Linked DNA regions of Mus musculus: all the other regions are linked to region 1. The links are chromatin loops, found by intact Hi-C in ENCODE. Cell type or tissue: left cerebral cortex. All regions are shown on one strand.

Region 1 (8,000 bases):
ATGAGGTCTAAGCAGAGCTGCTGCTGCCTCTGTGGACGAAAGCCTGGCCCTTCCCTAGCATGGGTGGGAGAGGAGCTACACAGTTTTTCATAATATTTGACTTGAGTTATTCTGTCTGAAAGCTGCTTGTGCCGAGGGATAGTTTCCCTTCCCAGTGTTTGGCCAGAAAGAGAAAGCTTCCATTGGGACTCAGCTTTTCCATGCCTGTTGGGGTTTCTGGTGTGCTCTTTGGTTTCCCACCTAGAATATGTGACATAAGAAGAAAACCTAGCGAGCTCATCCCCGGGTCTTATCCTGGATCCCGTGGCCCCTAGATTTCTATTGCCTTGACATTGTGTCTGAGATGAACAGATCGAAAGGAAGGAGGTTTTATTTCGGTTCATGACTTCAAAGTCACTTGGCTGTCTTGTTTTGAGCAAGTAGGGAGGATCATCATGGGTTAAAGCAAAACTGTTCATCCTTGGTAGCTAGGAAAAAAGCAGAGAGAGGAGGAAAGGGCCAAAGTCCCTTATACCTCACTTTAAGAGCCTGCCTGGTACCCTGACTTCCTTGCCTTGTACTAGACCCCACCTCCTAAAGTTTCCATCACTCCCAATAGTGCTAAAGGCCAAAGACTGAGGTGTAGGCTTATAAGCCAGTGGGGGCATTTATGATCCAGACCATAACAGGTTCTAAAATCTTGCTTTCTTATTTCCACTGTTCAGAATCATCTTCTATTACATATTTGTATATAAACATGAATATGTGTACATATGTGTATATACATGAATGTGTGTACTATATGTATATATAAACATACATATATGTACATATATATTCTACAAAGCACCACATCCCCATATATGCATAGATATGCATACATGTACATATATACATATATATGTGCATTTAAAGAATGTAAAGAATATAAGAATGTATCTATTCTATCTTCCTAAAGGCATAAGTAACCACTGTGTATATTGAAACTTTGAATTGTTGCCAGTACTTTTAAATTAGAAAATTTCAACTTAGAATTCAGTGATTTTTTTTTTTTTTTTTTTTTTTTTTTTTTTTTTTTTTTGCTTCTCTTGAAAATACCTGGCAGTCTTGGGTCCATATTCCGTGATGCAAAGAAATAGCATGGGCTGTGCTACCCACTGTGCTTCCCTACTAGCTACGAGGGCTGTGTGTATTGGCTTCTTTTCTCCTCACTGACCAAATGCCCGACCAAAAGCACATTAAAAGAGGAAGGGGCTATTTGGGTTTAGAGAAGGGATACAATCCATCGTGGAAGTGGAGACAAGGTGGCAGAAACATGAGGCAGAGAATGTATAGGAAGTGGGTCTAATCTGTAACGCCTCAAGGCCCACCCCTAGTGATGGACTGCCACCAGAGAGGCTCTACCTCTTAAAGGGTTCACCTTTTCAAACTTGCACCACCACCTAGGGACCAAGGGTTCAGGCACAGGAACCCATGGAGGACAAATCACGTTCAAACCACAGCACTATGTAAGTTTAAGTTAAAATTAACTGAAAATCTCCAGTTCCAGATTACAGCAGCTAGGTATGACTAGTCGCTATTCTATTAGACAGTGAGGTCAGAGTACTGTCCCAGTGTAGGCTTTTCTGTCAGACAGTGCTGGGCTTGAACATGGCGCGTGGGGGGCAGAGGGGCATGCTTCAGTGTGTGAAGACCCCACCACTTGCTGGCATCATCTGCCTCATTGACCTCATCCGTTAAAATGTGTGTGTCTATGAAGGAGTTAGTAGCGTTTTTACCTGGGGCTGCAGGTGGAAGCCATTGCGCTGTGGGGAGCACAGCCCGAGCAGAGCCTGGGATGGGAGGAGCTATGGTCCTGAACAACCAGCGTTTGAAAACAGAGTAGCAAAGTGGGAGAAGAAATAGCAACTCCCGAAGGAAAAAAAAATACGGACTGTTTTAATCTCCACTGTGCCTTAACAAGCTGTATTTTTTCGGCTAAAAAATTAACTTCTGCCATGCAGATCCCACCAACCACACCTTGGGCCATTCTCTCTTTGTTCTCTATACTCCAGCTATATTGGGTTTCTTGGGTCACTGAATGTCCCAAACAACTCATTTCTTCGGGACCTTCACAATACCTCTCTGCCCTGACTACTCTGCACCTGGTGCTAGGCCAACTCCGCAAAGCCTGTGGATTCCAGGCAAGTGTCTCTTGAAGCCTTGGCTAGACAAAGCCCCGCCCTTAGAGTCCACAGTGCCTGGTCCCAGTCCGTGGCACTCGACACAGGATACAGTCTCTATATACTCAAATGGGCAGTGTTCTGTGTGTCTCTCTTCCCTGCTTGGCTATGCGCTTCCTGGGCACCAAAACCAGATGTGCTTTGGCCACTACTGTATTCCCTGGGCTAACAGAAAGCCTGACACAGAAGGAACACCAAAGCGGACACCTATTGCCGAAGGTCGGGTGGCTCTTCTGAATTCAACTTCAGCAGCATCAAAATGGAAGCAGCAATAACTGTTGCCCTAACTTTATAGATTAGGATAGCTTATTTTAAACTTGAGACCAAAAATTCATAAACATTTTTATCATATAAAGAAAAATGTTAGTTAAGTAAGTCTCTGCCATGAGGCTCCCTGGTGACCCCATTAAAAAGAGACATATCTTAGATCTCAGAGTCAGCCATAAGCTGGGGCCTCCGAGATATCGGGAATGAGACTCAAGGAACTGCAATAAGCTTTGCCCTCGTATCACCCAGTTAATTACTGAATGCCTTGTTTGTTGCTACTTTGAAGTTTAATTTGTTTTCATCTAACGCCTGATGAATTTCATTCCAACCGGAGGAACATTTTCTGTCTTAGCGAATCACCTCCAAATCAATCAAAAGGCAACAAACTTGCCAGGCCTTCCCTTCCCCATCTCTTAAATGAGAATAATTACCATTCTACGTAACACACAGGTTTATAAAGATCATGTGAGGTGACTCATGGGAATTCAGCCAACAAATCCTGCAAGGCGCGCGCGGGGGGGGGGGGGTTGGGGGGGACACGACCTCTTTCAGGAAAGTAGTCTTCTGGCTTCTTCTCCCAAATCTCTGTGCCTACAAATGAGAACTAGCCCAAGGCAAGAGGGAGCTTTACCTTTAAGAAGCATTCTGATATTCTGAGCTTTGACCCCCCAGTAAAGCCAGAAAGATAAAAGATAGAATTGCCAGAACTTTCAGCCTCTTCAGACTGGGCCTGGGGGGGGGGGGGGGGGGGCGGGGCAATGGCTGACTTTACTCACAATTGAGCCCCGGAGCACCAGGTGCTCCTGCCCTACCTAGCCTGCCGCTAAGAATGTCAAAGATGTCGGGGAGGGGGCGGGGTGTGACCTCAAGAGACACAGATCAGCTGGTGTGCAGCTTTTTACTCAGTACCCACCTCCACCCTGGCCAAGGGGAAGCTGCCAAGGAGCAGATTCACCTCCGTACAGCAGAGGGCAGTGGTGAGCTCATCTCGACCCATACCTAGCGCGGAGGGGAGGTTCTGCTGGGTGTGTTCAGAGCTCAGGAGCCTGGATCTGAGCTGAGCCCTCCTGCCCGTCCTCCTTCTCCCCAGACGCCGTGATCCCTTCACCCCAATTTAAATATTTACGCACACAGGCATGGAGACGCGGGGAGGCACATGCCGCCATATATTATTGTTAATAGAGTCGCTGTTGGCTCTCTCATGCAGACGCAACATAATAGCAAGCGTTGTCCAACGTAATCCCCATGAATTACTTATACCATTTAGCATCTAAATTGACCACTTCCTGTTTCTCCAAAATAAGACTGTTGCTTAAAGTTAGGGGGCCATGAGTCCATTTCACCAGGCACTTGGAGAGTCAGTGTGATTCAGTGAAGTATTCTGTTCTAGGCCCAACTCTGACACCGGCTGATGATGCTTGGGGCTTGTTGCTTTTAACCATGTGCTCCAGTTGCCTCTAACTCCTCCCTCCCCAAAAGAAAACATGGACTCTGGCCTCAGCATTCTGTTCATACTTTAGCCTCTGTGGCTGTGGGTTTCTCAGCCTCCTTCGTCATTCAGCGACAGGCAGGGGGGGGGGGGGTGTCCTGTCCCACTTCTAGTCCAGTGAGACCGAGGTGCTGCAGGGTAGGAACTTGGCAGAGCTAAGAGCTCGCTTCTTTCCTTTCTTCAGCCAGTGCTTAAATGAGTAATGGCACCTCGGTGGTCCAGGGCACCGTTTTAAGGTATGTGGGTTTATTTGACTAAATTAGAATGAGGAAACAGGTCAAAAATGAAGTCGGATGATGACTTGAAAGGAAACTGGATTCCTTCGGTCTTTTTTACCTCTGGTAGGTAGGATCCCAAAGGAGCCAGAGTGTCCAGAGGGATCTACAGCTGGGATATTAAACCTGCAGTTTGGCTGCAGGAAATAGGTTTAAGAGGGATGGGCTAGGGAAACAGCCAAATTATGAGGTTGATGACATTTCTGCTCTGTGTTTCTCCTCCCCATCCAGGGCACCTTCACGACCCATTTTCAGGGCAGCTATCCAATGGCTTCGTGGCAGACAGTCCCTCCTGACCACTCCCAGGCTCCTCAACCCCGCCCCCACAAAACTGCCCTGGTTTACTCCAGATCTCCACTTGATTGCAATGTAGGGGAATGCCTTTGGGTCCCTAAAAGACACTTTGTCTCAACAAATTAGGTGTTACTATCTATAAGGGCCAGTCCTGTGCTAGGAAACACTAGGTCATGGCCCTGCCCTTCAGCAGAGGAGTAGAGTGTGTGCCTTCCTGTGTTTGCTTCCTGGCTGTTCTTTACCTCCAGTAGGGGATCTGACCATTTTGGGTAGACTTGAGATTCAAGTTGGATGTAGGCCCTGCCCTTCAAAAGTCCCACACTGGTCCTGAGGAAACACTCACTGCCAAAACCATGGCTGCCCCACCTCCTTTACGCATTGACTTGAGCATCTGCACCCAAAAGCTCTGCACATCTTGTCCACATTCTATCTCGGGGCTCAAATGCCCTACTTATTGATAATGCATCTGAAAGTCTGTTTTCTTCCCTCTCCAAGAGAATTATGTAAACTCTCCTCAATGGAACCCTTTCCAAGAGAATTGGCCAATCCGTTGACTTATTAAAATTAACAACATGGTAAGGGAAGACACTTGGACTTCACAGGGGATAATCAGAAAATTAACCCTTTACAGGTTTTTTTTTTTTTTTTTTAATGTTCAAAGTACAGTGTCCTAGTGGGACAGAACAGGGATACACTCCTATATGGTACAACTACAGTTCCCCTCTACCCACACAATAGGACTCCATATTCCATTGTTGCTAGAAGTTCTAGATTTTTACCTCTTTGTTTGTTGTTAGGCAAGGCCTTACTATGTGGCCCAGGCTGCCCTTGAGGTCACCATCCTGCTGCCTCAACTCTCAAGTCGGGAGTCTACAGGTATACACAGCAATGCCTGCCTAAAGATGATTCCACCTAACAGAGCCATTGGTCTGGGGATTACCACGGTGGCCATTCTAAGTAAGCTTGACCTCGGCTAGGGTACTGGCAGCCATTCCCAGTGGCTCTGATCCATACATGTTAGCTGGGAAGAACAGGGGTGCCAGGTCTGTCACCAGAGCATTATATAGCAATATGAGCAGACATCCTTAGAATAGATTCTGGTCTCAGCTCTGCTAACTCAATAACCAGAGCCAAAGACATTCCCTTCTCCAAGGCTCAATTGCTTTTGACCTTGCCTTGGACGCTGACTACTGTGTAACTAGAATTTAATGAAGCAAGATTAAGGCTGTGAAGCAAACTCCTCTTAAGCCAATACTCTCACCATAATAACTACCCTTGGCTTTATTTCAGGTCTGTTCTGTATATAAAATGCAAAACCTTTGTTTAAAGATCTATTTTCATTTCATGTGTATGAAATGAAAAATGTTCATTTTGCTAACATACATGTATATGTACCACATATGTGCCTAGTGACCTCAAAGTCCAGAAGAGGGTGTCAGATCCTCCGGAATGAGTCACAGGTGGCTGTGAGGCCACATGGGTGCTGAAAACTGAGCCTCGATCCTTCCAAGCAGAACACGTGCTCTTACTTCTGAGCCATCCCTCCAGCTTGTTATCATTTAAAACAAGTTACACAATGGTGCAGATAAATGGTGCCTGGGTTGTATTTTGTTTTCAGTGCCTTAACTTAGCAAAATAAAAAGTTGGCAATAAATACGTGAATAAACGAACAAACAAACAGCAATTTTGTCAGTCCTAAAGGATCTTTTGCAATGATCTGCTCTGAAACAACTAAATGTTGAGGACCCTCTGGGTCGAATGACCTCTGGGCCCCTGATGGCAAGGATGCTCAGTATCAGGTTGTCATAGCTGCAGGTGTTCATGGCATCACTGCCTTTACTGAGGAAAGGAGTAGTTGACTGTCAGGTTTTCAGTCTTGTTTGGTTTGGTTTGGTTTTCTGGTTCTCTACTACGGCTACACCTAGATTCACTGGCCGCCTGTAATGCTGAATATGCACAATACATACTACATGATTATAGACAAACTTAAAAATAAATAAAACTTTAAAAATGCATGATGGTGGCTCACACCTTTAATTTCTGCACTTGGGAGGCATAGGCAGGTGAATTTCTGAGTTCAAGGCCAGCCTGGTCTATGAGAAGTACCAGGACAGTGAGGGCTACACAGAGAAACCCTGTCTCAAAAAGAAGGAAGAGGAGGAGGAGGAGGAAAAGGAAGAAGAAGAGGAAGAGGAGGAAAAAGAAGAGGAGGAGAGAAATCAGAGAGGAGAAGAGAAAAGAAGAAGAGAAAAGCCTCCAACTCTCTGGAACCTTCTACCCAGATGCATGGAATCAGCTTCTGGAAGCACAGCTGAGATGCAGCCAGCAACGAGCCCTGACTGAGAGCATCACAGGCCCGGCTTTCTGGGAGAATTACTTGGAGAGAACTTAAATAAAAACTTAGATTCTTCAGCTGTGCTCCAGACTTTCTAAGTCAGAAATCCCAGAGCCAAAGAACCTACATTTTCAAGTTTCCCGAATAAGCCAACTGCTGCCATGATTCAGGCTAGTATTTAGGAATCTGACAAATTTTATTTTATTTTATTTTATTTTATTTTATTTTATTTTATTTTATCTTATCTTATCTTATCTTATTTATTAGTAGTAATAGCTAGTGTGTGTGAGTGTGCCTTTATGTGTGTGTGTGTTTGTTTGTACACGTGCAAGCATGCATGTGTACAGGTACGTATATGCCACAGTGTGTGTAGAATCAGAGGACAACTTTCAAAAGCCAGTTTTCCCCTCATACCATGTGTTCCAGGCATTGGACTCAGGCCTTCAGGGTTGTATGATGGGTTCTTTAACCAACTCAGCCATCTCATTGGCATTCAGAAATCACAGGCAGCTGTTTCGAGTTAAATATGGAAGAATCTCATGAAGGTTCACTATTCTGTGCATCTTACTGGCCCTGGAGTCAATGTTAAGGAGTCATTCATTTCCTCATGGCACTCTTCATTTGACTGTCCTGCCTGAGACCTCAGTGATGTCATGGAATCCCTTCCAATCCAGCATCTCTGAAGTCATGGCACTGCGGAAAGATGGGTAAGTGACACAGAAAGGCAGGCAAATGCCAGAAACATGGGTATGTATCTGCCTTGCCTGGATTTGGATATGAGTCATACATGGATGGCTTTTCAGGAGTTATTGGTCATGGCCTACTCACACACTCTCATATGGAGTTCAGGATCCACACACAACACAGCTAGGCCACAGGCCATCATGGATAGAGGAAACATCATAACTTTTTGTTATCAAAGGATTTAGTAGCTAGCTCCTCCTCTCTATATAAGAAACATTCATTTCCATGTGTAGTTTTAAATTCAGCTCTGAAAGTTATCCTCAGTTCGGATGCATAGAAAATCCTTCCTTCTCTTCTGTTACTCTTGACTGGTGTGTTCAGATTGGCAACTACCTCCTTTCTCACTCATAAAGCTCGGGACAGTAGGGTCCTGTCAAAGACTAACAGCCATAGTC
Region 2 (8,000 bases), 62 kb after region 1:
CCATGTAAGTATGGAGTCAATGCCGATGCTCAGACCTGAGGAAGATTGTTTTCCTGCATTCAGAGAGAAGCATTTCCTGAGCATCTGTTGTTTACGAACAGGCTCCACACTGGAGGCTTTACCTGGATAATCTGGCACAGTCATCCATTCACTCATACGTTTCTGAGTTCCAGGGTCATACGTCACGAGTGGCTTGGGATTGTACAGGTAGTTGACAGAGCATACCCACAAGATGACCAGCACTGACAGCCTGGGGCCACCACCTGGTCCTGGGAGGCTAAAGACGAAAGAATTTCCTCCAAGGAAGTTGGAAGTGGACGGACTCTCAAAGCACGGCTGAGAAGTGTGCCAGGTAAAGGAGACGTGCAGATAGGACTCAATGGTGTGGGACATCTGAGGAAGAGAGAATATCTGCGAGGGACAGCAGCAGGACAGCCAGCGGAATTTGTTTCATCAGAGGAACGGTCCATAGTCGAGAAAAACAGAAAGAAGTCTGCAGCACGGAACAGGGGGCCTGGTCAAAAAATGAGTGATAAAAGGAATAGAGTTTCCTTAGTTGGCCAAACCCCCCCCAAACATCCAGGAAGCTAGATCTGATAAACTGTCCAGACCGAATTGTCAAGCTCAGCGTGGGAAATGATCATTCCCGTGGGTGGTACCCACCCTGACTATGCAGGATAAGAATAAGAAGCTTTGCCTCTTCATCTCCCAACTTACTCCACAGAAAATCATCAGACCCAAAATAAGGGCTGCTCTATAAAGCATCTTGACCAGTACACCCCAAAGCTGCAAGGTCATCAGAAATGAGGAACATCTGAGACACACGTCACAGCTGAGAGGAGCCTAGGGAGACAGGACAATTGGGTTGTGGGGTCCTGGATGGGATCCAGAACAGAACATGATGTCAGGGGAACAATGGACACACTACTTAGTGATAATTATCTCAATATCCATTCAAAAAGCAAGAGAGTAATGGGGAGATCAGGGTGTGGGGTACGGCAACTCTTCATATCATTTTGCATTTCCTGTAAATGTATGATGAACCCCAGATCAAAGTTTATTTTAATGAGTAGGTTATTCAGTCAAACCCAATGACTTTGGTGGTGGCAGCGGAGCTAGAGGGTAAGTAAATCCCACGAAGTACTTGAAACATGGTTGTAGTAAAAAAGTACCCACAGCTGATATGAAATACACGCTTTACTGGGTATAGTGGAGACTCTACCTGGGAAGAAATTCACCCTGAGAACACTTAGGTCAGTAAGGAGGATCATAGCTAGGAAAGAAAATAATGTACGTCCTCTGAGGTTGATGGGCAGGGGAGGAGACTGAGGTGCAATGATCGTTTTCGAATCCTCCAGCCAGCTTAGTGGGCAGCTAGGATCTGGACACAGGCCTGTCTACCTGTTAAATCTCTATGCTTTCCTCTTTCTAGAAACATCCCCAAGAATTCATACTTGCTGGCAATGAACAAAGGAGGGTCGAAACCAGACAATAAGCCCAGAGGACTCCACCAAAGGCAATCAAGTGCTCCTAACTATCCAAACTCAAAGCCTTCCCAAGAAAAAGGTGGCCCTTGCTAGAGAGGCCTCAGTAAGATGAGGCCAAGAGACCCACGGAGGTCTCCTTGCCCCTCCTCTGGGGTCCTGGTTGTCACTGTTAAACTAAAGACACACAGGCACTAGAAGGGTCCTCAGGAACCACTCAGCATCTTCCTGGGAGTGAGACCACATTCACGTTTATCCCATGAATGTGACCTTCTTGGTCTCTTCCAGTACTTTCTAACACTCTCTTTTTGCCTCTGTTCTGTCTCAGCAATCTGTTGGCATGTCAGAATTCAGCTTACAAAGCTAGTTAGAAGTCTGGACTACTCAGCTATTAAAAACAGTGAATTCATGAAATTCGTAGGCAAATGGATGGAACTAGAAAATATCATCCTGAATGAGGTAACGCAATCACAAAAGAATACACATGGTATGCCCTCACTGATAAGTGGATATTAGCCCAGAAGCATGGGATACCCAAGATACAATTCACAAACCACATGAAACTCAAGAAGAAGGAAGACCAAAGTATGGATACTTTGGTCCTTCTTAGATACCCATGGAAGATACCCATGGAAGGAGTTACCAAGACAAAGTGTAGAGCAGAGACTGATGGAATGACCATCCAGAGACTACCTCACCTGGGGATCCATCCCATACATAGTCACCAAACCCAGACAGTATTGTGGATGCCAACAAGTGCTTGCTGACAGAAGTCTGTTATACCTTTCTCCTGAGAGTCTCTACCAGTGCCTGACAAATACAGAGATGGATGCTTGCAGCCCACCATTGGACTGAGCACAAGGTCCCCAATGGAGGAGCTAGAGAAAGGACCCAAGGAGCTGAAGGGGTTTGCAGCCCCATAGGAGGGACAACAGTATGAACTAACCAGTACCTCCAGAGCTCCCTGGGACTAAACCATCAACCAAAGAGTACACATGGTGGAACTCATGGCTCCAGCTCCACGTGTAGCAGAGGGTGGCCTTGTCGGTCATCAATGGGAGGAGAGGCCCTTGGTCCTGTGAAGGCTCTATGCCCACATGTAGGGGAATCCACAGCCAGGAAGCAGGAGTGGGTGGGTTGGTGAGCAGGGGGCGGGGGTGGGGGTAGGAGTGTTTGGAGGGGAAACCAGGAAATGGGATAACATTTGAAATGTAAATAAAGAAAATATCTAATAAAAATAAGAGGAGAACAGAAAAAAAGAAGTATTTATCCAGAAAAAAAGAAGAAAGAAGGAAGAAGGAGGAGGAGGAGGAGGAGGAGGAGGAGGAAGAAGAAGAAGAAGAAGAGGAGGAGGAGGAGGAGGAGGAGGAGGAGGAGGAGGAAGAAAAGTCTAGACTAAGTGAGCACCAGAGGTCTCTGAGACAGACCCCCAAAGGCTTGTCTGCCCAGAAAGAGAAGTGTGGAAGGTGGACCCTTATGGCTAAGGGGCATCTCCTCCCTGTCTTGTTCCATTTAGGGGAGGCTGCTTTATAGCTGGGGTCCATGGAGATGAGGCTAAGAAGCTGAGTTTAGCTCAGCACAGCTCAAGTGTTCCAGGACTTATTTTTAGTAACACCTGAGAGAACTCAGAAGGGAGAAAGAAGAGTGACGTGGGCCGAGTCTCTTGCAGGAAATTAGTGACACCAGCCAGCTGGTCCAGGGCCCTTGCTGGGCTGTTTCCTCTCTTCCCCAAGCTCTCAGGGGACAGCTATCCTGCTGTGGTCTGCCAGCTCTGGAAGACAAAGAGGTCAACACCCAGCCTGTTGTGTGCTTACCTTCAAAGTGGACCTTATGAGACCACCCGCAATCGAAAACATAGCTTTGCCTGAGTAGGGTGACGATGGGGTGGCGGAAGTGTCTAGCAATCCTCTTTTCTCTAGAAATGGGATTGGAAATGGGGTAATCGCCTAAATGGGGAGCCTTGATGAGTCGCTAAGCACAGGCTTCCATTTTATTATGGTGATGAGGCCCACTGAGCTAACATAATCCCTTTCCTGGGCTCTGAGAGATTGCCAGGCAGCCAGCCCCTGCCCCACCCTCCACCCCAGTTGCATTAGTCTGATGGGAAGAGGCCCTGAGCTCTGTACAGACTGCATTTCATAATGGCATTTAAAAGAAGTGACTGAGGATCTTATCAGGGGCTGGGACACTGCTGTACTGACTCCCTCTGCCCTTTGACGATGCCCTCCTTCCCTCCCAACATGAATGGGACATATGTCGTCAAAATGCAGGGTCATTGAGGTGAAAGGGCTGCCAGGGGAGACCTCAACTTAAAATGGCTAGTGGGAACATGTCATTACAGAAAGATCATAGGTGGTCATAGGTGTCACCCCTTAGCAATTCCACTAACTCTCGGGGTCTCTTACCCATTCATATGTGCTCTGTGATTTCTAAGGCTCTTTTTGGTTCCCCATGTAAAGAACATCAAAATTCACACTTCACCAACCCAGCCAGGAGTTCCACCAAAGCTATTGACCGATTTGTTTTATCTTCTATTATTTATAGCATATATTATATAATAACATGATACCTTTTATTCTTAGAAATTGCAATATCATTTATTAGTGAACATCTTGTAGAATAGGGTGACCTAGCAGTGGCTGAAAGAGAGGCTCTAATAGACTATGACAATCAGGGAAGGCATAAGCCTGGCAGAGGAAAGGGACTTAGGAAGTAGGAGAAAAATACCCAAGGCCACATCATCTGGAGCTCACCCTGGCAGGCAAATGAACTAGAAATTTGGGCAGCTGGTTCCTGCTGCTGGGACTCAGAGAGAGTTCAGCATAAATCACCGCCGTGTGTGCGCGCCACTTAGATCCTAAATGGAAGCTTTGCTTCAACCCTGCTCGCTTACTTACTCAATCACTGAACAGCCAGGACTGCAGCAGAATTACGACAGGATTTAGATTTGGAAGCGGGGCCCTGGAGGCAGTGCCAGCGTTTCCTCGTTCCACTATATTGAACGAGGCGTTGCACCATTATGAGCCAGCAAAACGAGACTTGGTCCTGTTGAGCACACTTTATGGGACAGGTTGCCAACTTTTGCACAACTCCATGGAACTCCATGCCTGTGTGAACAGTGCTGGCTGAAACTGGGCGACATTCGACTTGCTCAGCCAAATATAGCATGCCTACTTGTAGTCTCCAAATGTCAGATGACATAAGACACATTAGCCATAAACACTAACTCGGCAGTATTATTATACCAGTGACATTCTAGAAGAGGATGTTACATCAGTTTGGGGAAAAAAATTGCAAAAAGGCTAAAGTTTAGCAGCCTCCAGTTCCACGCTGTACACATCCCACCCTAGAGTCAGCATTGTGACTCAGACTGTAATAACCAAAGAACAGCAAAATAGGATGTGACCCTAAACCCAAGGAGAGGCGAGTATCTGTTTAATTCATCCATGTTTGCCCTCCACATTATCCTCCTCTCCAAACCCTCCTCTATAGGACACCTGAGATGTCTCTATTAAGATGTGCCATCATGGACATTCCTGACCAAGGAAGTAAATAAAGAGAAGAACTGCCCAGCCCCCAAGAAATGCCCCTGAATCCCATGTGCCCTCACATGACAACCCACCATCTATCTGCTCAGGACAGCTAGGCTTATCATGGTCCTGTGCTGTGGGTGGGGAATGTCTTGTTCCCTCTGAATTCCTATGCTGAAATGAAGTTTTCAGTGTGATTTGGAGGCAGGGCCTTTAGGGGGCAATTGGGTCACAGGAGCAGAGCCTCATGGATGAGCTTAATACTCTTAGAAAGAGGCCCAGAGCCAGCCTGTGCTTTCTGCCATGGAAGGCTCTAAAGTCTCTCCACTGTCTCAACACAGCAGAGCCATCACCAGAACCCAGGCAGGCTGGCTCCACCATCTCAGGTTTGGTAGCCCCTAAATCTGTGAGGAATGCATTCCTGCTCTTCCTAAGTCACCTGCTGTGTGCTACTTTGTCGGAGCAGCTCAGACTCACACACCTTCCAACCTTGCACAAACCGCATATTCCCAGGAGAGGAGAAAGTGACACAGACTCGTGATTGCATCCCGGTGTTCATTGCCCACCTCGAGCTCTTCCCCGTGGGCAGTGGTCAGGTCAGGAAGACTGAAACATCTAAACTCTACAATGTCCACTGATAAATGAATGCCTCTGCTAAGGGAGCAAAGGGAAATTGAAAAAAAAACAAATTCTAAACGCATTCATCCTGCTTCTCCATGTCTCCCTCGGATTGTCAGCTCAGGTTGTGTCCGTCAGACGCCCCCTGTTTTGCGTCCCAGCCCCCAAGATGCTTATTTTCTCCACACCCCAGCATACTTTTCTCAGAGCTATTGCTTTAGAGCTCACCTCTTGGCTGGTCCAGCCCTTGTCATTACACAGTATATCTTTCCCTAGAGGGTTCTAACTCAGCCAAGCCAATTCCCAACCTCACCTCTGGTTTCTTCCTCCCAACTTGCTTACCGTGTGGCACCACAGGGTAGACTTTCCATTCCAGAACAACCTTCCTGCATCCATTCATTCAATACAGGTTTAACTTAGCCTAAGGTGTATCGGGCACTAAGACGGTCATGGAAATGTATTGGAGAGCAAGCTCAGCCAGCATCCCAAAACTCTTAAGCTTCCAGAAAAAGCCATCCATCAGATAGACACAAAATCGATGTCTGATGTGTTTATGTAAACTATGATAATTGTTTATGGAATTGTACTTTGGCATATGTATAAAGCAGAAGGCTGAGACTAGCTCAACCAAAGGGGAAGAGAAGTGATATTTGGACTAATATCTGAAAAACTGGAAGTGACAAATTAGGCAAAGCAGGCTGGCTGGCGGTAGAGTTGCCAAGCCACAGAAGAGCACTCCAAGCTGAGGAAGTTCTCTGCCTTTGGCTTGAGAGTAGACAGGGGCCACTCAAGACTCTCTGACTGGAACTATATGAGAGAATCTGGTCCTCCAGGGAGCTAAGGGAGTTACAAGGATCCAGACCATGAAAAGTATAGAGTCTATGCTAAGGACTTAAGTTTTGATCCTAAGAGAAATGGGAAGGGCATTAAGAGGTTTGGGAGTGCTGGCCATGGGAGCATACAACACAATTACATTTTCAAACAATCATTCCAGCTGCTCTAAAGCGAAAAGGCTAAAGAGCCAGGGGAGGAGACAGAGGGCCACTATGGAGGGAAACGCATCCATTCCAGGAAAGAGATGAAAACGTAAACCTGAAAGCAAGAAAATTAATTTACCAAACTAGAGTTTGCCAGATGGAAAGGCGCAACATCATTAGTGAGATTTTCGTGCAAGTATCCTGACATCAGTTTGGGACAGGGCGGATTTAGAAAACCTTCGAGGCTTCCAGGTTGTTGCACTGGTTGGAGACAGAGACATGAATTCTGCATCTGCACATGGACCTCAGCAGAGCCATGAGCAAGATTGCTTCATATCACCAGCTGAAGTCCCCTCTCTCTCGGACAGTTCTACCTGTGCCTTTCTCCAACAGGGAAAGCAGATGTCTGGGGCCTCATAGTGACCTCACGGCTCTCTCTGGACCTCTTCTTGTTCTGCTAATGCTCCTTTGAGCCATTATGGCCAATGTCTTCCCCACTGATGATCCTTCAAGACTTGAGCCAAAGACATCAGCTTTCCCCCTGATGCCCTCAAAACTAGACTACAACCTTGCTGTTCAGCAAGGTCCAGGCCTGGTTTTCTGACCTGTCATGAAGTCCCAGCATGGTAAGGCTCTAGAAATAGATAAGAATGTCTTCTTCCCTCACCCAAAATCTAGCCTCAAGCTGAGAGGGAATCGGCCAGCGTCTCTTAGCACTTCCTCCACCTGAGAAGCAGGGATGGGTACCAAGGACTTTAAAAGGGAAATGACATTGCTGTTTTCTTACCGTTTACAGTTATATCAGGAACCATCACTCATCTGAGGATGTATCTTTCAGTTGTTAAAGACCTCCTAGGTGCACAGGACTGACAGGGGAAGATGAGCTATCCTCAAAGGGCTTCTATTGCATTCTCTGGCTGATTTAAAATAGGCGTGCTTTACTGAGAGTGAACTATCCACTAACATATCAAAGCATACATCTATGAGATGCTTATACTTGCCAGAAAACACAAGGCAAAATCACGTGTATCAATACAATTGTATCAACCTTTTCCACAGATTTTTGGGTTTTATTTATTTATTTTAAACTGTGGAAAGGTACTTTCTTCCACGCAGATAGTCCCTCAGCAGAACATACAACCTTGGCTGGATTTAAAATCCTACCTTCCTTCTCTGTCAAGGGTCCTTGTAAAGTGCACAACCCCCCTCTTCTACATGTGACACCATTAACCAGTGGCATTCACAGGGAAGTATCAATACAGAGAGGTGATGCAGGGAATAGATAGAACTGGTTGAGTAAGAAATGAACTAGAACAAACAGCCACAAAGGAGGCCAGACGCCCACAAAATGGTCAGGTTTAAAGAAGGCACGGAGCCCAGGGATCGGGTAA
Region 3 (8,000 bases), 290 kb after region 1:
TGGTCTTCTAAGGTGGGCCCAGTATCACAGACCTGTTCTGCTGCCTCAGCTTCTTCCCTTGACACCCACTCTGCCTTCCATTGAGAGCATTTGGAGAGCCCTGATCCCAACCATCCAGGTTCCAGGGAGGTCCTACCACTGCTTGCCTGAGGTAGACACCCCCCATCCCACTTACAAAAGCATCAAATGCGAAGAGGCACACAGACCTCTTAGTAAAAAAGAAGAAAGTATCAGATGGTAGGTGGATGCGCAGAGCCTCTCAAAGTACCATAGAGCTCTAAGAACGAAGACTCTGGAGACATGGGACTGTCCTGCACTGAGCCTCAGATTTTTTAATGTGTGAAGCAGTACATTTGGCACAGAGAAAGTGAAGATGGAACATGAATACGTGTAAAGAATAGAACCTAGGACTGGAGGGGTGGTTAAGAGCACTGGCTGTTCTTCCAGAGGACTCAGGTTCAGTTCCCAGCACTTACATAATAGCTCACAACTGTGTGTGACTCAAGTTCCAGGGGATCTGGAACCCTCTCTGGCCTCTGTGGTGCACATGCGTGTGGTGCACAGACATACATGCAGATAAGACATTCATACACTGTAAAAGGGAACATACTCAAAAGAGTAGATGCTACCCATTATTGCCCATTATTATTTTTAAATGAAGGCATAACAGCACTGTGCTGTGAACTTGGTAGTCTCATTTGCTGGGTCTGTGTGCCCAGCTCCTTTGAGTCTGAATAAGAGGACCTTAGAGAGTCTAAGACCCTCAGGCTCTCTCTTGCTTGTCCCCACATCCATTGATACCACAGTCAACCTTGCAAAGGCTATGACTGATATCAGACTCTAAAGGTAGTGAGCCTAGAACAGGGCCCGGGTCCATGGACTCTTGTATGTTGTCATCCCCAGCTACCTGGACAGCCTGGATCGGATTGGAGCCGGTGACTACCAGCCCACTGAGCAGGACATCCTCCGAACCAGAGTCAAAACAACTGGCATCGTAGAAACCCACTTCACCTTCAAGAACCTCCACTTCAGGTGAGGCCTAAGGAGATAGGGCATGGTGATGGGCCCTGTGGTGGTGGGCCTGGGGATGTGGCAGAGAGACGAGGGAATGTTCATGCCCTGCCTCACTTTATCTGGATAGCCAGGTAGTGTCTTGCCTTAAGGACCTTTCTCATTTGGTCAGACAGATACCTGAAGAAGCCCATCTGGGTACTTGGTTTCTGCCAAGTTCAAAGGCTAAAAGCAGCAGGTGGCTTGCTTAAGAGCCCCCTGGAAGGGAACATGGCAGTAAGCCTCAACCAGGTGGGTACGCCCAAGCCATGCCTGGGAGACTAGAGCTCACTATAATCTCAAAGCTAGCGAGGCTGAGAGAGCAGCTCTCCTGCTCACGTGCTGGAGAACCTGGAAAGGGCGAGGCCTAAAAGAAAACCAGGTGTTCCCCAGACGCAGGCTCTGAGGGCCTAAGAACAAGGGCCTGAACTGTGCTGCCAGGTTCCAGGACTCTACTGGAGGTTATTGTCTCTCAAGAGTAACCTTCATGTGCTAACTAAGGCCTGGTGACCCATTCTGACTTCCAAGTTTGGTGTCTTGATATCAGGTGAAACTAGGAGACGGAGAGGTGAGGCAGGGCTTTGAGTCAGTCTATTTGAGCACACAGATCAGTCCTGGGACAGGTGTCACAGGGGATGAGAGCCGCCTGCAGTCCCCAGGGTGGCAGTGGCTCATCTGTCAGCCTGTTCCTCACTCTCACCTCTAGCTCTTAGGCGTCCCCGCCCTCACAGCTTTCCCTGACTCCCTGCAGGCTGTTTGACGTCGGGGGCCAGCGATCTGAACGCAAGAAGTGGATCCACTGCTTTGAGGATGTCACGGCCATCATCTTCTGTGTCGCACTCAGCGGCTATGACCAGGTGCTCCACGAGGACGAAACCACGGTGAGTTACCTCAAGTGAAAGCTGGCTATAGACCAAGTCAACAGTCCTCGGGCCTCACAGACAGGCTAGGCTGGGCACCCTTGCCTATTCTGTATTGCCAAGGGAGGCCAGTTCGGCAGAAGCAGCTGGGGGCTTCCTGCTGCAGTTTATATACAGATTCGCTACAGATAACATATCAGAGTTGGGGTCTTGGCTAGGACGCACCTTGTTAGTAAACAATGGAGTTACAGAGCTGTCAGACCAGAAAAAAAAAAAAAAAAAAGCAAATCCTACAAAGGCAGGCTGCAGCCAAGCAAGGGCATGCGCGCAACTAAAAGGATGGGTTTCACTTGTTCACTTGTCTGCCCTTTCCGGGGTACTGGCCAGCTGGAGAGGTGTGAGGCTGCCTGGCCAAGAAGGACACCAAGATTGGAAGCATACTGGTAAGTGTCAAGTGTGACTTTGGGCTTTCTCTGCCAAACTTAGTGTCTGAGACCTGCCCCCTGACTTGAGAGGGGGCCCTTGCCTGTCTTCCCCTTTTCCTCATCCTGGCTCTGCTGCCCATTGGTATACTGCTAAATTCAGGCAGCGACTTTTCTGCCTGGGTTCCTGTCATGTGAAAGGCAGATGGTAATAGTGCCAGCCTTGTCTCAGGCTGCTGATCATGGAAGCATTTCTGGCTTAGCATTGGCCAGCTTGTAGGTATGTGATCACTGGTGATTGCCATGAGCCAGACACATCCACTTAGCTTATCCCGTTCGGAGTTTAAGTCTACGAGTCTGTGGGCCTGTTCACAGAGCCTGGAAAGGGACCAGGCCTCAAGCATGTCCTACTGGGTCATGGGAGACAAGCCTACTTCTGAAAGTGGGGCTTGTGGCTGTGGGCTCACCATGATTCTTTGGGATCAGCACCAAGGGTCACTGGAGGGGTTTGTGGTCAGGGTAGTCTTGAACAAGGCCTGTCTTCCTTATGAGTCCGATTTGTTCACCAGCCCAGTCACTGCTGGTGTGTGTGCAGGGTGTGAATGAGCTCTGGGATATGTGCCGTGAGGGAACATTGCTGGTAGAGGAGGACCCGCCGTCTTGAGTGCCTCTGGGCCAAGCTGCTGGTTGGAGGGGTGGGCCGGACTTTGATCACATGCTAGCTGGGATTCAGCGTTGTCACTCGCAGTGGCTGTGGCAGGCAGTGGTCTAGTTCCAAGCCCCAGTGTGGGGTGCCAGAAAACATGCCCTCGACAGCTCTTGAACCCAGACTCTGTGACATCCTCTCTGTTAGTACATCCTTCTGATTGACTGACCCAGTCCGCTCCCCACAACTATGGGCCACTTCTGCGCCACTAGAGCTATTGTGTTCTTGCTCTTGGCCTACCTTTTCTCCTGGCCACATCTGGAAGTGGATGCTACAGCCAACATGGAACTGAAAACAAGTCAAGGTCAAGGAGCTGGAGGCCAGAGGGTGGGAAACCCTTCCCACAGAAGCATGGCCTCTTCTTTGAGCCCTACCCTGCCAGAGCCAAGGCCTGGGACTTGAGGCCAGGCTCTCAGTGATCCCCAGAGCACAGAGTAGACCTAAGGAAATGTCCAGTGGACACCGAGCCTCATGGCCTAAGGTCTCCAGGTTGGGTCCATCCCTACCTGCCTCGCTGTAGGCTTCTCACTGGCCCTGAAGCTCTGTCCTCCCATGTTCATCCTGCCCTTACTATTCTCTCAGCCCTTCCCCGGCCTCCAGCTCATTCCCCATTTTCCTTGCTTTCCTCCACAAGGGATGGAGGTAAGGACCTTGGGGAAGGAAACACATATGAGCCAAAGTCAGAAGCAAGCTCTCCCAGCATTCTCCTCCCCCAGGCTGGCCACCGACAGCAGGGAAGATCACCAAGCCTCCAGGAAACAAGGGTTGCCTTCCAATTGCTAGCGGCAGCTCCTGGATGTAGTGGTGATGAACTAATACCATTTCTGTGGAAGTAGCGGTCGTCGGAAGGGGCGGGGTGGGGGAGATGTGTGTGAGATGGACAGTTTGGATTCAGACGGATCCAATCCGAGGCCGGCATCACTTCTGCCAGCTGTATGACCGTGTATAATCGCCACGCCTTTCTCAGTCTGGGCTGTGGGGCGATGGTGGTAAGACTGCCTTATGGGCTAAGAGCTGGAAATGCTGTCTGCACAGACACCTCTCAGTAAAAGGCAGTTCTACTCCCGTATCCAGATGATGTAGCCAGGGGACAGGTGGTAGCACAAGGATGCTCTTCCCTGGAGAGGCAAGATGTAGGCAACAATTACCCAGTCCTCAGCCTTCCCCGAAGCCAGCTCTGCACTTCCCTCTCTGGCCTGTGGGGAAAGGTGGAAAGACAAAGATGTCTGGAGGCAGCTCCTGGAGCTAGGCCAGGAAGGCCCCGCAGCTAGTGGCTGCCCACCACCGGACCAGCCACCCTGCCCGCTGCACCCTGGGACCCCACGGGCTCATCTTGTCCTCGTACCTGCTCTCGGCACCACCCAGCCAGGCCACAGGCTGCCACAGCTTCTCCACCACTCCTGCCACGAGCGCCTGCAGGGCCTTTTCTTACCAAAGCAAGGCCAAAACCATGGGCAGATTCTGAGAGACCCTCCAAGCCCGGCAGGTATGAAGCGCCTCCCTCTGATCAAACGTGAGCTAAGAGTTGAAAGCAGCAGGTTCTCAGGGCCCCGCTGGGTGACTTTGCTGTGAATGCCGGCCCCAGGCCTGTGCTCCATGCTGGCTTGTGAGCTGAGGCCGATCTCCACACACAGGTCCCCTTCTTTCCCAGCCGAACAGCGCCTGCCCCTGTGGGTGCCTCGCACAGCTGCCCTGGATTTCCTGGGTCTGAGACCGATTGGATCAATTTTTCAGGATTGCTCTTTTTTCTTCTCTTGTGCTTGCCATTGAGTTTTTAGCTTCCTTTCAGTTTTAATCTATTTTGCTGAGTTTCTTCTCGGGGCTCTCCTGGCCCCTCTTCTGAGAAGCCAGCCCCCAACTCCCAGCTTTCTCAGAGAGAGCTTCCCTCAGCCCAGCCATAGCCCATTCATCCAACAAAGTCACCCAACCAACCAAGGCCACAGCAACATCACCCCCGAGACGCTGTCCCCCTGGTATCTGCTTCCAACTCGGGATTAATTCGAGGACCTCGCTCCTCGGTTAATGTTGTTCAACTGAATGCGTGCACCCTCCTGACCTCGCTGGCAAAAATGACCCCAGTAGAGAAGTCTGCATGACCCACGATTTCGTGTAGACATGTTGGATGGTGGTTGCACCCCTGTCCTCTACGTGCATGGTGCATGTCCTCTCCAGGGACTGCAGCCTCTGCGGTGTCCTCGCCACCCTGCCCAGGCCGGCTCTCTCTGAAAGGGACAGCACTCCTGACCCACCCCGGCTCCAACCAAACCTGCCTGTGTGTGGAATGAATCAGGGACATGTCCTGTTTGTCTCTGTCCCCAGTAATGCACTAAGAGCCTTGGTGGTCCAATCCCTCTGCTTGTCTCACTGTGTCCTAGCCACAGTAGGTCAGGGTGCTGGGCACGGCCAGCCCTCACCTGTATCTCCACTCTGTTGCAGAACCGCATGCACGAATCCCTGAAGCTCTTCGACAGCATCTGCAACAACAAGTGGTTCACAGACACATCTATTATCCTGTTTCTCAACAAGAAGGACATATTTGAGGAGAAGATCAAGAAGTCCCCACTCACCATCTGCTTTCCTGAATACACAGGTAGAGCCCTCCTCGCCTCACACAGCCCACTGTGGCTACGGGCCAGCTAGGGGAACAGGTGCCTTTGCTGTGCTCGAGTGTATCCAGAGTGCCCTGCAAAATCCACCCCCAAAGGCCTGTACTAGAGCCAGGCAGCTAGGGCCTGGACCCCCGGCTTGTTACATCTCCATCCCCTGTGTAATATTAACAAACCCAGGGAGCTCAAGTGAGGCAGCTATAAGCAGAGCACGCATGCACAGTGGGAACCCACAACATCAAAGGGACAACCTGGTCTTAGAGTAAGGTAGCCAAGCAGGGTCTATCCCTACTTAGCCCCTGGAGAGTGGCCTAGGCAGGCCATAGCCTTTCCAGATTGGTTTCTTTGTCCATGAGATGGGGGCTATCATGTGGCTATCTCCCCCAACTCCTGCAGGTTTGCCATAAGGGTGAAAGATGCTCGTGACTATGCAAACTATGTAGTCTGTGATCACTGCAATTTGATGTCACTACTACGATCACAATGATAAACAGCTATTCTAACAGCACCACCCACGTAAGTGACCACAAGACTGACACAGCCCATTGGCTAGGACAGACTCTGGCAAGCAGCAGACCCTTGTCTATACTGCAGAAAGTACAGGGACAAGAGGCCAGCTATCAGTGACCAGGGACCCTGTGGGAGCTTCAAGACTGGCAGCACAATCAAGTGGGCTGTAGTATGCCCAGGACAAGCCAGTCCTTGTCAGCTGTTCTCAGGTGGCCAGGCCGTGGAGGACACAGATCCTGGCAACATGGGCCTGTGGGTCAGGGCCTGAGGTCAGGCAAGCAGCACAGTATTCTACCCCATGCCCTTTCTACACTCGCTTCTCAAAATCAGGCCAGTAGGTCAGTAGGCAAGGACCCCAAGAACATTCAGCTGAGGAAAACAGGGCTCAGCCCCCCTCACCAGCCGGATTCTTCTCCAGCTTTAAGATAGCCTGTGAGACCCTTCCCCTTGTGTGCTGTCACCAAGATCAGTTTGAATCAAGACAGGAGGGGACCCTAACTGAACAGAGACCAGCCTAACTTCCAGCCCTGATTTAACAAATAGCATGGCCTGTTAGATGCTCAGGGCCAGACCTGTGGCCTACACACATGCCTGAGATGGCTGAGACTCCTTCAGATTTGTCACCCCAGCTCTGCATCGTGGCGCAAACCCCAGTCCTCGTCCAGCTCCCTCCTTAGCAAGAGATCCTAGCGTGGACTATGCTAGCCCTAGATTCTTGGAAGCTGGGGCGGTGAGGGGAGAGCTTCCATGCAAAGTTGAAGTCTTACCCATCTTCTCTTCTTCCAAGCCAGCACTTTCTCCCAAACATCCTCTCCCTGGACTTACCAAGGAAGCAGATCAATGCAGGGACACCTTGGAAGACTGTGAGCAAGTCAGCTCTCAGTTGTCCGAAGGAAACAGAGGACAGTTGTCAAGGAGAGGGGAAGAAGCCCACAGCTCCTCATAGTCAGGCAGAGTACATCCTCCTGTCATATCCATAGTGTCAGGAGGGTCCTTGCCCTCTCTGCAGTCTCACAAGCATACAGAGAGGCAAACCTGCTTAAAGCTAGGCATCCATCCCCCACCTGCAGCTTATGGTGAAACAGAATTTGCATCTGGAGTCAGTAGGCAGTGTGAGAAGAACACAGCTTCCCAGACAGTCCTCACCCTCGGACAGCCAGTCACTGGAATATAGTGCGTACTGCTGCTTCCTAAGGCGATCTCTGCTCTGAGTCTCCACCGTCAGCTGGCTGGCATGAGCCACTGTTGCTGGAGTTGCACCCATAGGCTTCCTACTCTGTTGCTTGCTAGTGGTCCTGAGGAGGGTTTTGGCACCTGCTCCATGGCTGCTGGCCTGACACACAATGACACAATGGCCAGTCCAGGACTTGGGCACCTCCCCTCACTGACCCCTACTGTTTAATCTTGCAGGCCCCAGTGCCTTCACAGAAGCTGTGGCTCACATCCAAGGGCAGTATGAGAGTAAGAATAAGTCAGCTCACAAGGAAGTCTACAGCCATGTCACCTGTGCCACGGACACCAACAACATCCAATTCGTCTTTGATGCCGTGACAGATGTCATCATCGCCAAAAACCTACGGGGCTGTGGACTCTACTGAGCCCTGGCCTCCTACCCAGCCTGCCACTCACTCCTCCCCTGGACCCAGAGCTCTGTCACTGCTCAGATGCCCTGTTAACTGAAGAAAACCTGGAGGCTAGCCTTGGGGGCAGGAGGAGGCATCCTTTGAGCATCCCCACCCCACCCAACTTCAGCCTCGTGACACGTGGGAACAGGGTTGGGCAGAGGTGTGGAACAGCACAAGGCCAGAGACCACGGCATGCCACTTGGGTGCTGCTCACTGGTCAG
Region 4 (8,000 bases), 150 kb after region 1:
AGCAATGAAGCCTTTGTGATGGGAGATCAAAGAGAAAAAGGCAGGACTTCTGGGTTGGTTAATGATGCAAGGGGCATAGACTGGTGCCTAGGCAGTCAGAGCAGCATTGAATGAAGCTTTTTAATGTACATTCAAGAACAGAAAAATGGTCTTTTGGGAGCCTGTAGCTTGCTACCCAAATAACATCCTATATCATTTCTCTTCTCTCATGTCCCCTGGCCCTTTGTAATCAAATGTAGGACATCTCAGAAGTTTTCTCTTATCAATCTGTCTTCCTGGTCTAGGCTCTTTCCACTCATCCATGATGCTTCCCACACTAGTACCTAACTGAGGTTTATGTGGGAGGATCACATGGGGGAATTTTTGTAAAAGTGCTCCGTAAGCTGTAAAGCACTATACAGATGAAGTGAATTATTATTAGTCTTTTATGGAACTCAGCCATAATGATGCAAAGTGACCCAGAAAAAGGAGAAGAAGAGGGAAAAGGAGGAGAAGAAGGAGAAGGAGAAGGAGAAGGAGAAGGAGAAAAGGAGAAGGAGAAGGAGGAAGAAGAAGAAGAAGAAGAAGAAGAAGAAGAAGAAGAAGAAGAAGAAGAAGAAGAAGAAGAAGAAGAAGAAGAAAAGAAGAAGAAGGAAGAAGAAGACGGAAGAAGAAGAAGGAAGAAGAGGAAAACAGAGTAGGCAAATCTGAAATACCTCCACAGTGCTGGAACATAATCTTACATACATAGTCAGTAGGTCAAGTACTGGGGGAACGAAGAAAAACTCAAAACACAGAGGCTTATACGTCTGCCATATCAGGACTGATAGCAAGGAGGAAGGCCAGGCACTTAAAAGTCAAGGATGGCTGCATCTTCCCATACACAACCAGAATGCCACCAGGAACATAAGGCCTTCACTTGAAAATCACTTGATATGAAAGAACACTAAATATATTTACTAGGGTATTGCCACCGCCACCACCACCACCGCCACCACCACCACCACCACCGCCACCGCCACCGCCCTGTCCCAGGGCAGAGTGAAACGGTGATCCTTACCTTCGGTCCATCAAATGCAGTCTTGTACAAATGGCAGTGAAATTTTTTTCTGAATCTGGTTCACAGTAGATCTAGGCAACTGTCCCCAGCAACCTCTGCAGGAAGCAAGGTCTATAGAATATTGGGCACCTGAGATCTCTGTTTTCGATCTGGAAGGACAAGTTTAATGATACTTGATTTTTAAGCCAAACCAGATTCATCTTCTAATAGTTTCCCCACCCAACACAAAGAGGAAAGAAAATAGAGGAGGGATTATTTATGTGCTGTATAAAATAAATCTATAGAATTTTTTGTCGGTTTCCTAGAATAGGTAGGTATGACTCAAATTTAAATATTCCAATTATATTACATATACTTTTGACACAGACATTTGTCGAATGAGACAAACATACATTGGGAAACACCAAACTTATGAAAAAAAAACATGCAGGAGAAAAAATATTTTCTTCTGAGTGGGTCTTAATTGCCCCTTTTCCCCCTTGCAAATATATTTTTATGCTGAGTGACATTTCCAAAATAGGATTTTCTCTCCATTGCTGAAATGAAGCAAACAAGTTTACTTTCAGAGTCACAGAAATGCCCAACTGTTACGAAAAAAGAAAGTGTTTTCCACTGGCCCCTTGCCTGTCTTTATCCTGGGCAGTCTTGCCTGTTGGCTCCTCCATCTAGGAAGGCCCCTGGGGCTGACTGGTGGAACTGATTGTAAAACTATTTTGTGCAGTAAGAATTAATGTCTTCAGGCTCTGAGACCACCCAGAACATGACCGATCTTTGGCAACTGTCTACTGTTTTCCCCAGTGCTGGGTTCGCTGTTTGCTGAATAACTGACCCTGGTTTCTGACTATCTGAGAAGATATGAAGGGTGTATTTCTTCTAGTAGTTTGTTATTTTAAGATGAAAGGAAGAAAAAAAATCTCTTATCACAAACCTATGAAGAATTCATTTTTACCGGATTATGTTCTGGGGATACAAGAATTCAAGAACCAAGGGAGGCCATCGATTCATCATATAGAGAAAAATTTAAGGGAACAAGTATTTGCTAGAGGCTTTCATGAAAGACTGTCCCTGGGCCTTTGGCATCAAGCCATCCTAGGATGGTAACCATCTCTAGCGACAGAGGTTGTGGGCATCTCGCGGTAAGGCTCACATTGGCTAAGGGAGGCAAAAACTCCTGCGGAGCAGGCCTTGCCTCTTCTCTGCCTGCTACTTTCCTCTCTACTAGCCCAGTCTCTAGACACTAGATGCTCAATAAATGCGGACCCAAATCCGTCACTGAGCCCCAGCGCGTTATTATGGAGTGAGCGGGTTTATCCTGACCCACTACCTCCTCACATCTGCGGAGGCACCATAGCTCGACTAGGGGCTACACCTCCAGCCGCGAAGGAGAACAATCGGTAAGGCGATCTGCCGGAGACACGACCCAGAGCCCGAGGGACCAGGAAGCTGGAGGCTCAGGCCCAGGGCTGGGGACCACCTGACCGCCGCGCTGGGGTTGACAGGAGGCGGGCCGGGCGCGCGAGACCCGCCGGGGTGGGGCGGGGTGGGGCGCAGGCGCGCGCCCGGCCCCAGGCCCCGCCCTCCCCAGCCCGGCACGCTCCGGGAGCCGCGGGGGGAGGGGGACCCGAGAGTGGGCGGCGCCGCGCGCGCGCGCCCGCTTGTCTGACGCGTCCCGCGGGCATGCGCGCCGCCCCCGCCCGCGCCGTCCCCGGGGCCCCCGGCGCGCGGCCCTGCTGACGTCAGCGGGCGGCTGGCGGAGCGCTGCGCAGGACCAGGCGCACTCGAGAGCTGCGCTCGCCTCGCCCCCCCCCTCCCCGCCCGCCCCGGCGCGCGCGCGCGTGCCCTGCCCTCCCTGCCCGCCTCTTCTCGCGCTCCCCGCTGGCCGCGGCTCCCTCGCGCTCTCCCCGTCTCCTGTCCGCTCCGCCGAGCGATGCGAGTTCTGGGCCCCGGCGACGCCGCCTCCCGCTAGAGAGAGCTGCACCCCCCACCCCCGGCCCGGCCCTCTGCCCAGCCCTGCCCCGCGCGCGGGGGTCGGAGAAGGCGCCGCGGACGCATCGACGGCCGAGGAGCGGCGATGCACATGCACTAGCGGCACCCCCTAACTCACTCCCTCCACACCCCGCGCCACCGCCGCCTCCACCTTCTCCGCCTCCGCCTCCTCCTCCTCCGCCTCCGGCAGCCGCGGCAGAAGGACCCACCCTGCCCCCCACCCCACCCTCCGCCGGCTCCGGCTGCGGATCCAGCCTCGACTCCTATTTTATTTATTTTGGGTCGTGCACTAGCCTCGGTGCCTGCAACCCGCGCCTCCCGGGCCCGCGGGCGCCTCCTCTCTCGGCTCCGGAGCCCCAGACCCCGGCTACCCTCACCTCGACACCCCCAGACCCCAGCCAGCCGCCGCTAATCTTCGCCGCTGGAATCTTAATAGAGGCTGTCCTTTTGGGGGGATTCTGGTCTTTCGACAATTTTGTTCCCAGCCAAGGAGAGGATATCGTGATTTTCTCCCCTTTGAGCCCAGGCTCTGCTCTGTGGGGGGGTGGGGGGCGCGCCGACCCGGGGAGTCGTGCCAGCCTAGTCGTGCGGGCTGTGGCAGGGAAGGGGCCACCATGGGATGTACGCTGAGCGCAGAGGAGAGAGCCGCCCTCGAGCGGAGCAAGGCGATTGAGAAAAACCTCAAAGAAGATGGCATCAGCGCCGCCAAAGACGTGAAATTACTCCTGCTGGGTAAGGACCTGGGTAGCCACCCCCGCCCCTCGACCCCCGCCACAGTTCCCAACCCGACTTGCGCCCTGGGAAATCTGGTCCCTGAGTTGGCAACACCTTGTGCCCAGGAGCGCCCACCCTGTGCATGCCTTGAAGCCCCCTTCCCATTTCCATGAGCTGACACTCACCAGTTTCCCCCCCTCTGTGTGTCCCAACAGGGGCTGGAGAATCAGGAAAAAGCACCATTGTGAAGCAGATGAAGTAAGTCCCTGTGTCATTGGGATTTGTACTTTTATTAAGAATAATTTATATCGTTTTTATTATCTTGCTCACCCATATTTGCTCTCCAGGCCTGGTTTTTAATTCGCGCACACACAGAAGAAACCCGAGGTTGCCTCCCCTCCCCCACTCCCTACGTTGGTTCTGGGTCCCCCACCCCAACTCCTGGGGTCGGTGTTTGCGGGGAGGGAATGAGAGCGCCTCTAGTTGTATGAATGACAGTGTCCGCCATATTGATCAGAACATCACACTATTGGCGTGCTTATGATCATAACTCTTGCTCGTGGAGTATTTCGTGTTTCACTGCCTCCATTTCTGTCTCTGCCTCATCTTCTTTCCCCTCCTCCTCCACCCCACCCCTCGAATCCCACTTCCCCCTGCTTCTCTTGAGGCAGTGATTTTGAACTTGACTAAAACATGGAGGGGACCCAGCCCTAGCAGATTGGGGTGGAGGATCAAGTGTTTGCTGTTCACGAGTTTGGTGCTGAATTCCTGGTGGCTGTGGCTTAGACGACCCCCCCCCCCAAAGCGAGCAAGGGTTAGGGGAGGGGGCGTGCACTGGGGAGAAAGGATGGGTTTCCAAGCGGATGTGACAGACACAGCCTTATCCAAGGCAGAGGTGGGAGGGTCTGTGGGGCTAAAAGCCAGTTTCATCTGCCCTCCAGCCCCTCTCCTCCCTGGCCCTCCAGCCTTTGCTCTTCTGACACCCGCAGGTTCCAGTCACTGTGTAGCCTTTATCGTTGTATTTACACTCTGTATTCTACCTTCAATGCGGATTTCAGGCCCTACTTGCCACCGCCCCCTTTCTGCCTTAGATATCAGTTTCCCCTCCTAATTAACTGGGGGTGGATTTGAGTGATGGTTGAAAATTAAAACAAAATGGGATATTCCTTCCTTTCCACATTTCCCCACTTAGGAGCCTCGCCCGTCCTTCCTCCTCTCTGGCTTGCTTCTTGCCCCATCCACTCCACGGTTCCCGGTGAGCCTCCAGGCAGCTCTGCCTGGGGAGGGGTGGCCGGCAGGGAACGGGTGCGTGCCTTCCGGGCCTCCTGGCCCTGTTTCCGTTGGCCTGTCAGTTCGGGACGGAGGAGTTCGTTAGGACCGTTTAGCGAGGATTCCATGTCGCTTTGCTGTGACACCTTCGTGCACACACAGCTCCTAATTAGAGGTTGCTGTGCTGTAAACAAAAATGATTATTTTTCAACTTGACAGAATAGCCGAAGTAATTGCATCCCGTAGGAAAACAATGGAAAATAAAAGCCCCTTTCGAGGGAAGGTGGGTGGGAGACAAATCGTGCTTGTGGTTTCAAAACCAAGAAGCAAAAATTCTTGCATGTGTAACAGGCATGACAAGCGAGTTCCAGGCGGCGCCATGATGGTAGGGAGCAGCGACTAGGAGACAGTTTCTCCCATCTGCTTGGCATGTTCTTATTTGCGTTCGAGAGCTCCCGGGGGCTTTCTTCTCACAGGCCCCTTCGGCTAGCCTCACCCTTCTGAGCCACCAGTAATTTGGCCTGGGGTTTCTCTGGGGCTTGTGCAGTCCAAATGGATGGGGAGGCGGGGCCTGGGGAATTGCTCTTTGCAACAAGGTGCATGTTGCATCTGCCTGGAGCCCTCGCGTGTCGGGAAATGCAAACCGCGCCACCTCTTTCTCCTTAGGGGCAGGTTTCGAAACTTCACAAGTCTGTAATCCACTGTGGCAGGCCGGGAGTCCGGTAGAAGCCTCGGCCTCCTGAGCCAGGGTGAGGTTTCAGGCGTTGTAAGTGGTGGACAGCGCCCAGCCGAGGCTGGAAAAGTCGATGGGGCTGAGCTTGGCTCGGCGGTGTTCGGCTCCGCTCGGCCTGACCTGGGAGCGGGGCTCGGAGGATCTCGACAGTGTTCGGAGCACAGTCGGGGTCCAAGCGGAGAGGGCCGAGCGGCTTCGGCGGCTTCGGAAAGGCCCCGAAGACATTCGGAAACCCTCGGCAGGAGGAGGGCAAAGGAGGTGGAATTGGGGGTGTGGGAGGGGATGGCAAAGAAACTTTGCATCCACCAAAGCAGCTTGCTACCTGCTCTTCCTGAACATGCCTCATAAATTAGGTTGATTTAATAAGAGGTTTAAAAATACGTATCGAGTCCCCAAAAGGGCAACTTGCCTTTTTTATTCAAAGAAAGCTTAGCTCTCTGAGGAGATCCGTGTGCCACTTTAGAATGGAAATTCCTGATTAAGTCCTGGGGCACGAAATCTTAAAGGAAGACTGAGGAGACATTCTGAGGAAAGTCCTGTGCGTCTGACTTATATTGGGTTGCACTGAGGAAGATGGGGTGAAGTGTCCGATGTTTGATTCTATTTAATCGGAAATCAGAACATTTTTCTCTTTTCCTGCATTTCTTCCTTTCTCTATTCCCACAAACACCTTTTCTGTGAAAACTGCCTGTCAAAACTGAGATTTTTTTTTTGTAATTGATTTTTTTTTTGTTTGTTTGTTTCCCTTTAAGAACAAAACGTGCCAGATCTCTTTAGGAAATCGGCTAGGTTTGATCAGAATGTCCACCAGAAATGGGTGTGAGCACGCCAGTTGTGCCACAAAAAACCCAGCTGACCTGCCCTCCTGAAGCATTCATGAATGGCAGTTTTTCCTATGAGCTGAGCCTGAAATAAATCAGATCAGGGACTTGTGCCAAGCCGAATGCAGGACTTGTTTTATTAACCACAAAATGTGAGGTTGGTGTCACTGTATCCCGGTGACAGATTCTTTGGAGTCCTCACTTCCAGAGATGGGTTTTGAGATCACCACTTGAGTGAGAGTCATTTGTAGCCGGGGAAGATTGTACTTTCTGGGTGGGGCCAGCCCAGAAAGCCTCGGTAGCATTTGCAGAAAGCAATTTCCTGTTTCCCTGTGCAATATGATTGGTGACGAGCCCGTCAGGCCATATGTGTAAGTTAATTCAGATGCTGTGTTGTTTCACCTAGGCAGATGAAATTAGATGGTTAGAGAGTCTGCCGTTGGTGACACCCTGTGAGGAGCCAGGGATTGGGCCTAGTAGCACAGCCCCTTCCTTTGGGTTGAGAGGAGGAATATTGCTATCCGAATGTTATCAGATCCTTTGTCATCAGCGTTTTCAGAAGGCAAGGAGCTGCTTCAGTCGGCTTGTGTCCTCGTCCAGGTTGCGGTGCTGCTTATGAGGAGGAATCAGAATATGCCTGTAGCAGCTAGTGAAGCCGTTAGGGACTGGCAGGCAGAGACACTGCCTAGAACAGGGCGTTATTACCCTCATCAGCCCAGGGCCGTTACACACTCAAACCTTTGGAATTTTTCTGCACAATGCAATAAGGGGGAGTTTGCATCAATTTTCAGAAGCCTAATTCTCAAGTGTTTAAAATCTTTTGGGGTGTGTGTGTGTGTGTGTGTGTGTAAAGGACAACTCCATGGAGTCTGTTCTTCCTTCTACCTTTGCATGGGTTCGGAGATCAAACTCAAATTGCCAGCCTTGTGACAAAGTGCCTTTATCCTCTGAGCTATCTTGCTGGCACCGCCTTTACCTTCATATTCTCTCTCTCTCTCTCTCTCTCTCTCTCTCTCTCTCTCTCTCTCTCTCTCTCTCTCTCTCGTGTGCATTTGTGGATTAGTGTCTGGAAGGTCTCTGTCATGCAATATACAACATTTAAGTTCCAAGACACGAACGGTGGTGATTGAAGTAGTGCAAGTGCAGCTTCACACGTCCTATGAGTAGGGGTGGCTCCTTTCCTCTGCGTGGCACTTTGCTTGTGTTTGGGGCCTGTGACCTCACGTGGGATATACCCTCATCATTGTTTCAGTAATTAGGGATGCTTTTACACAGACTAATAAAAATTTTAAGGCGAGTATAAGTTTTATTGGATTTTTGAACCCTTGCAAAGAAATGTCTTAGAATTATATTTTATGATGCATAGAATCAATAGTGTCACTTTAACTGACCTCCCAGTTCTGAACACTGGGTGACAGATGCTTGGACGTGGCACTGT

The links. Hi-C counts contacts between places; a loop is a spot of excess contacts. Peaks named below come from ENCODE experiments on the same cell type or tissue, not always from the same donor. Only the 100,000 strongest peaks of a DNase experiment are listed, where the experiment ranks them.
Region 2: a loop joins it to region 1, with 2.3 times the contacts of the local background. A loop is called at or near these places in 2 of 42 quality-filtered maps.
Region 3: it touches region 1 in a loop (2.3-fold over the local background); 2 of 42 quality-filtered maps call a loop at or near these places.
Region 4: it touches region 1 in a loop (7-fold over the local background); 11 of 42 quality-filtered maps call a loop at or near these places.

What each region holds. Positions count from the first base shown.
Region 1 is chr8:93,658,488-93,666,487 of GRCm38, forward strand. All of the region lies in intron 3 of Gm26843 (a long non-coding RNA gene), which reads right to left. Among named protein-coding and RNA genes, the nearest start is that of Gm30606, 57 kb to the right of the region's middle. In left cerebral cortex, a CTCF peak has its summit at 3,439 (motif pointing right); a DNase peak (open chromatin) is centred at 3,448; H3K4me3 peaks cover 330 bases; H3K27ac peaks cover 372 bases.
Region 2 is chr8:93,720,759-93,728,758 of GRCm38, forward strand. The region is part of intron 1 of Gm26843 (a long non-coding RNA gene); the gene reads right to left. Among named protein-coding and RNA genes, the nearest start is that of Gm30606, 4.8 kb to the left of the region's middle. In left cerebral cortex, no CTCF peak of the experiment used is centred here; a DNase peak (open chromatin) is centred at 4,461.
Region 3 is chr8:93,948,501-93,956,500 of GRCm38, forward strand. Gnao1 (guanine nucleotide binding protein, alpha O) reads left to right here. Exons shown (of 9, transcript NM_010308.3): 5 at 904-1,032; 6 at 1,802-1,931. Among named protein-coding and RNA genes, the nearest start is that of Amfr, 60 kb to the right of the region's middle. In left cerebral cortex, a CTCF peak has its summit at 4,226; DNase peaks (open chromatin) are centred at 4,208 and 7,283; H3K27ac peaks cover 435 bases.
Region 4 is chr8:93,807,697-93,815,696 of GRCm38, forward strand. It overlaps Gnao1 (guanine nucleotide binding protein, alpha O), which reads left to right and starts at 3,142. Exons shown (of 9, transcript NM_010308.3): 1 at 3,142-3,757; 2 at 3,955-3,997. The coding sequence starts at 3,640. 4930488L21Rik (RIKEN cDNA 4930488L21 gene) reads right to left here and starts at 5,859. Exons shown (of 1, transcript NR_026888.1): 1 at 3,998-5,859. In left cerebral cortex, no CTCF peak of the experiment used is centred here; DNase peaks (open chromatin) are centred at 323, 2,660, 2,932, 3,732 and 6 more places; H3K4me3 peaks cover 5,313 bases; H3K27ac peaks cover 5,119 bases.